Linked DNA regions of Homo sapiens: region 2 is linked to region 1. Evidence: chromatin loops called from intact Hi-C (ENCODE). Cell type or tissue: heart left ventricle. All regions are shown on one strand. Each heading gives the region's core, and the rest is flanking DNA. Links, peaks and the distances in the headings are about the cores only. Region 1 overlaps RNLS (renalase, FAD dependent amine oxidase). Region 2 overlaps RNLS (renalase, FAD dependent amine oxidase).

Region 1 (5,389 bases), core at 206-5,205:
CTGCCATGTAAGACGTGCCTGCTTTCCTTCTGCCATGATTATAAGTTTCTCGAGGCCTCCTCAGCCATTTGGAACTGTGAGTCAATTAAACCTCTTTTCTTTATAAATTACCCAGTCTCAGGGAAGTTCTTAATAGCAGTGTGAGAATGAACTAATACATATCCCTTGCTATTAGACTATTGGTTATCACATTCTGAAATCACTAATATCTAGAATCCTAGCCGTTTTCTTCTTCCTGTAGTGTTTTACTGACAAATTAAATAATCCAACTTGATAACATTCTATCTAAAGCAGGTTAAAAGCTCTAATTGATCACCCAAGTCTGTGCTTCAGTGACTGCACTATGTGCTGCCTCTTTTAGCCACTCAAAGATCTTGTCTGCTGATTTCAAGATTATCAGCTATGTTTGTGATAGATGATGTTGCTGTAAGAGACCTCCAGAAACATGAGAGGATACTCTTAATATTTCACTTTTGTATCTCAGTGACACAGGTCTACAGAGGCCCATGTCTTTAGAGGTTCAACAGGGAAATAATAGTACCATCTCTTTTAAAAAAGCAAATATAACATATAAATAAAAAATATCTATGGCAAACTTTTTCTGCTTTAAGAAAACTGCAGGCTCTGTAAGCCAGGCATGGTGGCTTATGCCTGTAATCCCAACACTTTGGGAAGCCAAGACAGGAGAATAGCTTGAGGCCAGGAGTTCAAGACCAGCCTGGGCAACATAGTGAGACCCCATCTCTAAATTTTTTTTTAATTAGTCAGGCATGGTGGTGTGCACTTACAGTCCTAGCTACCAGGAAGCTAAGGCAGGAGAATCTCTTGGCCTAGGAGTTCAAGAGTGCAGTGAGCTATGATCATGCCATGGCACTTCAGCCTGGGCAACAGAGCAAGACCCTATCTCTAGAAGAAAAAAAAAAACTGTAAGGGAATATACTGACTCAGCCTATCTAGAACAAAGATCTCAGAACCATAATTTAAATAGAATTTATTACATTTCTTGATTTTTTTTTCCTGATTTTTAAATGAGTAAATCCTCATGGGCCTTACTCTATTACTATCCATGAAAACACTGTATAAGAGAGACTAGAACTGTCATATTGTCATCCAGGTGAATGGAGCCCCCTGAAGTTGTACAGTGAAGCAGTCCCAAGTGAGATGGCCATTACAACAAGTTTTCATATTCTGGTTTTTTAGAGGGTTTTTGGTGTTTCAGTGGCCAAATCATCTCAGTGTCCAACATAACTACATTCACCTCCCACTCATTCTCCTTACTGCAAATGCTTATTAGCCATCATCCATCCAAATTTTGAGAATATTTTCTCCAGAAAAACAATCTCTGTGTCTTTTTTCATACTTTCAGATATGAAAATAAAAAGCTGTTTAAAAAGACTGCTTTGGGGTCAGTCTACTCTCAGGACTGAAATTTCCTTAAGGACAAGGTTGTGAAATTTTAAAATTCTCCTGCTCCAATGTTCAGCATGGAGCCTGGGCCAGAACAGCGCTCAGGAAATATGTGAGGAAGAAGGAACCATGGGATGAGGAGTAGTGGAGAGAAACTGAAGAAGGATGTATTGGTCAATTTGGGCTGCTATAGCAAAATACCATAGAGTGGGTGGCTGATAAACAGAAATTTCTTTCTGGCAGTTCTGGGGTCTGGGAAGAGCAAGATCAAGGCACTGGCAGATCCAGTGTCTGGTGAGAGCCCTCATTCTCATAGATGGCACCTCTGGCTGTGTCCTCACATGGTGGAAAGGACCAACAAGCTTCCTTGGGCCTGTTTTATAAGGAGCTGATTCCATTCATGAGGAGTTTGCCCATGATCTAATCACCTCCCAAAATGCCCCACCTTCTAATATCATCACCTCGGGGGTTAGGACTTCAACATATGAATTTCAGGGGGATAAACCTTCAGACTATAGCCCCTACTAATTTTGAAGTTCAGCCCACTTCTGATTACCTTATCTAATAACTGAAAATTTAAACATTTAAGAATATAAATATAAACACTTGAACTGGGGTTGAGGGGCGTTTAGTGAGTCTTGGTTTGTTTTTTGTTTCTTGTGTGTGCATTTTTTTTGTTTGTTTGGTGCTTCTTGTGAGAAATCTTGATTTCTCCAGGTAGACTAACCTTTTCCAGGTGGGTGTTGCCATGACAGCACAATAGAGCACAGAATGTCAATTGCAATCCTCTTTTTACTTTTTCAGGTTACAAATGCTGCTGCCAACTGTCCTGGCCAAATGACTCTGCATCACAAACCTTTCCTTGCATGTGGAGGGGATGGATTTACTCAGTCCAACTTTGATGGCTGCATCACTTCTGCCCTATGTGTTCTGGAAGCTTTAAAGAATTATATTTAGTGCCTATATCCTTATTCTCTACATGTGTATTGGGTTTTTATTTTCACAATTTTCTGTTATTGATTATTTTGTTTTCTATTTTGCTAAGAAAAATTACTGGAAAATTGTTCTTCACTTATTATCATTTTTCATGTGGAGTATAAAATCAATTTTGTAATTTTGATAGTTACAACCCATGCTAGAATGGAAATTCCTCACACCTTGCACCTTCCCTACTTTTCTGAATTGCTATGACTACTCCTTGTTGGAGGAAAAGTGGTACTTAAAAAATAACAAACGACTCTCTCAAAAAAATTACATTAAATCACAATAACAGTTTGTGTGCCAAAAACTTGATTATCCTTATGAAAATTTCAATTCTGAATAAAGAATAATCACATTATCAAAGCCCCATCTTAAGTCTTCGGATGTGTCCTTGAATCAATATTTTTGCAAATTATACAAAACAAGATTTTTCCAAAATGTAGGTAACAGAGTGTAATTCTTATTTCTCATTTATCCCCCAAGTTATTAAGTGATCCTGAATTGTAGGTCATATATGTCATCATCTTAGTGTGGAGGGCAACTTGACTGATAAAGAGACCTTCCTTCAGATTTTCAGAAAGTATAAGATTCCACATGATTTTCCCAGCCACACAGTACTTTTTAACTTTCAAACAAATTCCAGTCCTAATATGAAAGATAAAAATTAAATAGAAACAGAGAGAAAGTATATCGATCCTTACCTTTTGCTATATTTTATAGCTGTTGCTGTTACTTTATGGGTTCTCCAGTATGTGCTGTGGCATTTAGACTGTGTCGAGTTTAATGAATTTAACACAACAAAAAATTTACTGAACCAGAAAATAGATGCACTTAAAATAGTTCAATATTTGCCAAGTTGGTGGTTCAGCATATCACCCACATGCTTCAGTGACCTGACCCCACGACTTGCTAGCTGGAGAGAAATCAATCTCCAGCCTTCCAAACCAGCTACCTGTTGCTAATTTGAAAAGCAAAATGATGAGTTCTATTTCAGCATTTTGAAAGGAGAAAAATCATTGCAGCCTCTCAAACTAACAAAAGTTCAACAAAAGACTTCTTACTGTAATAGTGTTTAAAGTTTCACACTTACATGTCCACTGTCATACATACACATACACAGGCACAGGCAGAACTTGCTTCTATAGCTGCAAAGTGGGTTTTATGACCCTATAGCATATTATTATATGTTTCCTCTTAGCAATAAATTGGTGAAAAACTTAAATGCCAACATGTGGTTAATGTCACTTATTTTGAAAGCAGAGGGAGGAAGAAGGAAATTTGTAGTCTCTATAAAATGATGAAAAATAGTGATTTTTTGTTATTTTCGCCCATATTTGACTAACATTTGTCTTTATTTATATTTTTTAAATTTTAAATGTAGGGATACATATACAGGTTTGTTATATAGGTAAACTTGTGTGACAGAGATTTGTTGTACGGATTATTTTGTCACCCAGGAGTTAAGCCTAGTACCCATTAGTTATTTTTCCTGATCCTCTCCTCCCTCCCACCCTCTACTCTCAGGTAGGCCCCACTTTCTGTTGTCCCCTGTATGTGTCCATATGTTCTTATCATTTAGCTCCCTCTTGTTAGTGAGAACCTGTGGTATTTGGTTTTCTGTTCCCTCATTAGTTTGTTAAAGATAATGGCCTCCAGCTCCATCCATGTTCCTGCCAAGGACATGATCTCATTCTTTTTTATGGGTGCATCATATTCCATGCTATGTATGTACCACATTTTCTTTATCCATATTCTACCATATTTACCCTTAAAATATGGTAGAAAGGTCATTCAAATTAACTATTTTGTTTTTAACAAATATAATTCAGGAGCCATTTGACTGAAAGCACCCTGAACCTTTAAAAACAATGCTATATTTGTTTTATGAATTTATGTCCTCCAAAGGAGGGGGAGGGAATTTGTAAAGCTGGGATGGGTTGCTTGGAGACCGTACTCCTCTAAGCCATTACTAATGACTTTTAATATCTATTCTTTCTAACTCTGCATCTGTTTTTATAAGACTATGGCAATATGAGGAAAAACCCTACTTGATATGTAGATCATTGTTACTTTGCTATTTTAATTATTTTGAAAACTTATTTTACATTTAGATTTTCTTTCAATTCTTCCCCATTAGAAATGAAATGGTAGAAATATCTCCTCCTGGAAGCCATCCCAGACGGCCATAAAATTCAGCTGGCCAGGATGCTCTGAGAGACACAAGGCTAAGATATCAAACTCCCCTGGGAGATGGGAGTCAGCACCAGGTAGAACAGTGGCCAAGGTGTATGTATGTTAGCCCCACGGGGCCACACATCATCACAGTATTTCCAAACAAGAACTTTTATTAATCAAGCCAGCCAAGGAAAGCTGTTCTGTTTTGAAAGGAGCGTATTCAAGTGAGAAACGGCTTGAGCAGTGGGGTGATTTAATACTTGTTAGCTGATAAATATAGCCTTTGCCAGAATAAAACTTTATGATGCAGTGTTGAAAAGCTTAATTACTAAACTGTCTATGCACGTCTTGCTCAGGCAGCAAGGGTGACAAATTATAGCAGTGAAATAGTATTTTTCACCTTTGGCATTTCTGAAGGAGAAGAGTATGTCTAAAAACATCAAGAAAGCAGCAGTAATCCCAGACCAGATATTACTGGGGGGAGGGCGGGGAGGAAGACACTTCGTTGAGTCATCAAGCCTTCTGTGCAAAATGCCATGGTCCCCACCCCCCGCCTACCCACTACCTTGTTAACTGAAGAGAACAGGGTCAATTTTACATTTTTCTGGCATTTTATACTCATCCAAGCGTGTGTGTGTGTGTGTGTGTGTGTGTGTGTGTGTGTGTGTGTGTGTGTATTTTCACTTTTCATCCTCCTAACACCTCTGTGAAATAAGCAGAGCAGAGAATTCTTATTTACATTTAACAAGTGAGGAAACCAAGGCACAGATCTTGGCCAACCAGGGTCACGTAATGTTATTCCAGGACAAGAGCCCAAGCCCCTCAT
Region 2 (5,389 bases), core at 56-5,055, 60 kb before region 1:
TCCAGCTTGACCAGAGGGATTAATATGTAGATTTTAAACTTGTTTGCTGTTTAGTTTACTTTGTGGCCCTCCCACAACTCTCTACAACCTCAGTATGGTTCTGGTGTGAGCAGTTGCTTTATATCCATCATTGCTTTTTTATTGGGGGGGGTTGGTGTTTAAATTAAGATAGCCCAGACACTTTTTGGAATATCTAGGATGAACTTAGATAGGAACGTTATGGTTTCTTTAGGTTGGTTCCTTTGCAGAAATTTAGTCTGCTGCCTAAATGGCAATATCGACATCTATTTGATAACCTTATTTTGAATTAAAACAGAGCTCTTCATACTCTGAATCTCAAATATAGAAAGCTCAGCTTGCTGTTTCCATAATACCTGCACCATGTCAATCTGTTCAGAGAGGGAACCTGGAAAAAGGCTGTCTGTGGGACTGAGCTGTTTTGAAGGATCTTGAAGTTAAGTCCTTACTGTGGTCTGAAGTGAAGCTGTCAACACTCTGGGTCGTAAGCCCAGGGCTCAAAATAATGTGAGCTGCTCTGCTTCCCAGATAAGTGCCTGGTTTTCATCATTCTGGAGGCATCTCAAAACCTTTGCAAGTTGAGAACAGTATCATAAAACTGCGTAAATCACAGACTGCTTGTGAGCCTCAGGTCCTGGGAAACAGTAAAGACTTGAGCTGGATAAGAATTTGACAAGTCTTCATTGTGGTCCATTTTTATCTGGGACCATGACAACATTATCCCAAAGAGATGGGATCATTCCTTTGCCTAGAGCTCCCTCAGAAAAGATTTCACCACTTTCCTCACTGTCAAGAATTCCTCTTCAGATCAGTCTAAATGTCTCATGGGCTAAAGAAGTAATACGCTCTGACTGCAGAGCCTGCTGCTTTCTCCAAAATTAGAAGCTTTCTCCATTAGTGGGAATACATGCCACAATCCATCACACATGTGACACATCTGTTGATACTTCTTATCTTGATCAAGATTGAAAATAAGAGACACTAACATCACGGCATAATAGGAATGTGTATTCAGTGCTTGATAAATATTTGCTGAGCCAGTAGTCCTTTTTGCAACTCTGAAATGCCCTTCCCTGCTCCTGAAATAACATTGAGAATTAATACTTCAGCACTGGTCACCCACTTAGCAAGCAAGGAAAAGTAATGGCTAGTCAGCAAATTGTTTATCTCTAAAACAGTCTAGATGTCTGTTACCACTACCCTTTAAATCACATAAAATGAATAAGCTCTTCGTTTAATTGCTGAATCTGAAAGCCACTGAAAAGCATATGTGAGTTCTTCGCAATTAGAATGATTAGAAGCCTCTTTTTGGATGTTCTGTACCATGCCTAGAACACTGGGAATACTTGACTATATAGTATTGTCAGTAAAACCTGAAAAGGAGAAACAAGTATTCTTAGCAACAGTTTTACTGTGGTCTCTGAGGAGTATACATCTGCTTTGAATGATGCCCCGTAACACAAACCGTGATTTCCAAGGTTACACTTCAAAGAATCCCACTGTTCTCTTTGTGAAGGATATTTCTTTTTAATAGTTTGTTAAAGAACAACTGTGCTCCAGCTGAGATATTTAACTTAGAAAATATATGATAAGCTCTGTAAATGTGCCATTTCTCTGCCACAGTTTAGCAATTATCTCTCTTTTTATATCAGAATGATATTAAAATGAAATGCTATCTTGCATTGGAATCTTGCCATAAATGATGAGTTCATATTAACCCAACTTGGTGAGTGATTAATTCTTTATTGTATAATTCATGATTTGGTTTTTATTATTATGAGTGGTAAAAAATAACCAGTATTATCTAATATACTGCAATGGACTTCTGAATCACACAGACCTATTTTCATACTGTAACTCAGCACTTAGAATTAGGTTGAAGCATATGATATTGCTGTCTTTATAGATTAAAAATGGTCCAATATCAGCATTTTCATGTGATTCAACCTAATAGCTCTGTGATCATGATTAATCTTCTTAATCTCTCTGAGCTTCACTTACTTACCTGAACTGTAACTATAATGGCTCCCAGAAATGTTATAAAGATTGAATGAGATAGTATATCCAAAACTTCTAATATCATGCCTGGCACATAGGTGCATAGTAAATGCCAACTTTATAATTGTTGTCACATACAAATTATTTTATGGTTTTGGTCCATTAGTTATATAAATTTTTATTTTGAGAGACAGAAGAGAGAATGACACACTAATAGTGCAGGTTTAGTTAAAAATCACCCTTTGTTAAAAATAATACTTATACTTACACATTAGGAAGGCTAAACAATATCTTATTACCTGAATAAGTTATTAAACTCAGAGAACATGAAGTTAGATGCAGTTCTTTTTATGGGATGTCAAATCATTTTTTGAATAAGAATTTTTCCAAAAAAAATTTACACTACAAATAGTCTGAGAAGACTAAGCACTGTGAAGTAAATCGTTAGCAAATCAAAGAGCTGAGACTAATTCAAGAGCAGGTTTCGAAGTCTGACTGCAGAATCTCACCACAGGAAATCACTTCATTGCGTTTCATAAATACTTTATATCAGTTAGCATTTTTAACTCTGTTCAGAATCACCAATCCATCTTTTTGCCCAGATGTGACATTATTGAGTAAATTGAGCCTAAAGAGTCCTTTGGTTTATTACCAGTAAATTTCTTGTTATTAAGTGAGCTGAGAAGGCTTTTATATGCCCTCTAAAATCGTATGTGGGCCCTGCTATTTTTAATTGTCATTGCCCCTACAGATTCCATATATGTGCTCATTTATATAATGAGAAGAATCCATATGTACTGTACAGGACATTGAATTCCCTGCATAATATGAATGAATATTAAGCACTGGAATCAGAAAAGAATCTCTTGAAATTCCATTAATATTTATAACTGATCTGTGGGACTAGGGGAATTCTTTAGTATAAAATATTCCAAATTCATGTTTGTAAAAAATGAAGCATCCTTGAATTTAAAATATAGTTTTCCTCACTAAAATAGATTTCTATTATAAATATAGCAAGTGAATTCTTGCTGTTGTTATATATCCTTACATTATTTAACAGAGTCAGGAAAGGCACTTTAGAACCTTGAGGTCAGTTGAACCTAATTCACTCTTTTTTATTAAAAATAAAATGCCTATTTGTTTACTGTATTCATAATAGTAGTTTCTCGGGAGTGGCTAACAATATCATAAAGATTATAGTCCCTCTGATTTAAGAGCTTTTGCCAAAATACCCAGATCCAATCGTTGTTTTTCCTGTCAAAATATAACAGGAAGAGTAACTCCATTTGTCTTATTAGGAAAGAAGATAAGAATGTCCACAGTAAACCAGTAGATTTCCTCCACAAAAGGAGCCAGGAATATTTTGACACTATCATAAATAAAAATTTCACCATCTGCTTAGTCTCAATTTTTCAAATTCAGCATTTTATAATGTCAAGGCAAAAACTTCTCTTTACTAAACCAAATGGATGACAGCAAAGCTTTAGGTCAAATCCCCCAGCCCTGAGATGTATTTTGCTCATTTGAGCAGCTACAAATCTAAAGCTGAACCCAATTATGCAACTGCAGTGATAAAGTGATATCCTTAGAGGCAAACCAGTATGCTGGCTCAAGGGGAAAACCTTGCCCAATTCAGGAAAATAGTCCAATCATAATACCACTTAACACAAAATTTCATAGAGGGCATAATGCTGAGTAGGCCAAAATAACAATGTATAATAAGGGGTGGCTGCATACTGCTGGTGAGTATTGGGAAAGTGGAGCATTTTAGTGGACTGTCATCATAGAAAACCAGGGCTTTTTTAGGCATTGTGGAAGGAGAACTCCAGTGAGAGCCTGGAAAACCAAATGTGAGTTAGGACAAATCCTCTGCTCCAGGGACGTTTCAATTAAAGGACTATTGAAACCCTTTCGTTTTTCCTTTTGGCAGTGCAAATAAAAGCTGCAACAGACTGAAAATCTCCTTGTGTCCCAGGATAAATAGATGTTTTCATGAAGCTTGGGAGGTGTCGGCCAAAGAAAATCTTCTCCCAAACAGATCCTGAAATATATGCAGTCTCACTAAATGTGGCCTTTTCTTTGAATGGACAGAATCTATGGAATTTTTAAAGGAACGAATACAAGGAAAATAGAGGAAAATTATCCCAGCCCTGGACAGAAAGTAGAATTCAGAATATATTTTTGAGAGTTGTTTTACTCCTTTTTTGTTGTTTTTGGAAAATATATATATATGTTAAGATCAAACTTACGTTCATCACTGGCTCTTGATTGCCTACTTTCATTATTCTGAACTTTTTCCTCCCCCATCTTTCCCATTTTTGAAAATGGAGCCACCAATCTCCTAGCTTTTTTGGGCAAAAATCCGAAATCATCCTTGATATTTTCCACTCCTGCACCACAATATGCAATCTGAAACCAAATCGTATTGATATTTTTTTCAAAAATAGACTTTGAATTCACTTCTCTTCATCGTCACTGTCACTGTCAAGACACTGTCTTATTTTAACTGGCTTTTCCATCCTTGCCCCTTTCCAGTTCATTCTTCAAATAACCAGAATGGTTTTCTTAGAGCACACATCTGTTCATGCCACTCACTTTCCTGTTCAAAGCCCTTTAATGCCTTCCCTTTGCACATGAGATTAAATCTCACATCCTTAACATGGCTGGCAAGGTCCTGAATGATCTAGTACAGGGGTCAGCAGATGTTTTATAAAGGCCAGATACTTTAGACTTTGCAAGCCATACAGTCTGTTGCAGCTACTCAAATCTACTGATGTAACCCAAGCAATAGACATATAAAAGAATGGGCGTGGCTGTGTTCTAATAAAACTTTATTTACAAACACAAGTGGCAGGCCAGATTTGGCCTGAAGCCCATAGTTTGCCAACCCCTGATCTCACTATCTCCTCACTCCTTAGCTCTCCAGTCACACCTCTCTTTCCTCCCATACTTTTTTCCACCTCGAGACCTTTGTCTATTCTGTTCTCTACCTAGACTGTCTCAGTTTAAATGTCCTTTCCACAGAGGGCATTCCTGAAGTCCTAATTTAATTAAAATGGTTTCTCTATTTTATTTTTATGATTTATTTTATACTTATATTTTAATTTTCTGTAACTATACATTGATTTATGTGATTATGTGTTTAATGCCTGTTTTACCTTCAAGTTGTAAGGTCCATGAATTAAGAAATTGGATATCATTGTATCTCTAGCACCTGGCACATAGCTTAATACACAGTAAATTCTCAATGAAATGTTTGTTAAGTAAATAGTGAATTAATGAGATCTGATCAAAACAAGGGAGCAGAAAACAAAAGATAACAATTTGGGAATCTGAGATCTGAAATATGAGATGCTTTTCTTGAGTTCAT

What was found. Peaks named below come from ENCODE experiments on the same cell type or tissue, not always from the same donor. Only the 100,000 strongest peaks of a DNase experiment are listed, where the experiment ranks them.
Region 2: a loop joins it to region 1, with 2.0 times the contacts of the local background. A loop is called at or near these places in 1 of 110 quality-filtered maps.

Annotation. Positions count from the first base shown.
Region 1 is chr10:88,282,329-88,287,717 of GRCh38, reverse strand. RNLS (renalase, FAD dependent amine oxidase) reads left to right here. Exons shown (of 7, transcript NM_001031709.3): 7 at 2,212-3,616. The coding sequence ends at 2,364. All of the region lies in intron 1 of LOC101929727 (a long non-coding RNA gene), which reads right to left. Among named protein-coding and RNA genes, the nearest start is that of RNLS, 300 kb to the left of the region's middle. In heart left ventricle, for the core only: no CTCF peak of the experiment used is centred there; no DNase peak of the experiment used is centred there.
Region 2 is chr10:88,342,369-88,347,757 of GRCh38, reverse strand. All of the region lies in intron 5 of RNLS (renalase, FAD dependent amine oxidase), which reads left to right. The region is part of intron 1 of LOC101929727 (a long non-coding RNA gene); the gene reads right to left. Among named protein-coding and RNA genes, the nearest start is that of RNLS, 240 kb to the left of the region's middle. RefSeq lists an enhancer at 1-233. In heart left ventricle, for the core only: no CTCF peak of the experiment used is centred there; no DNase peak of the experiment used is centred there; H3K27ac peaks cover 1,484 bases.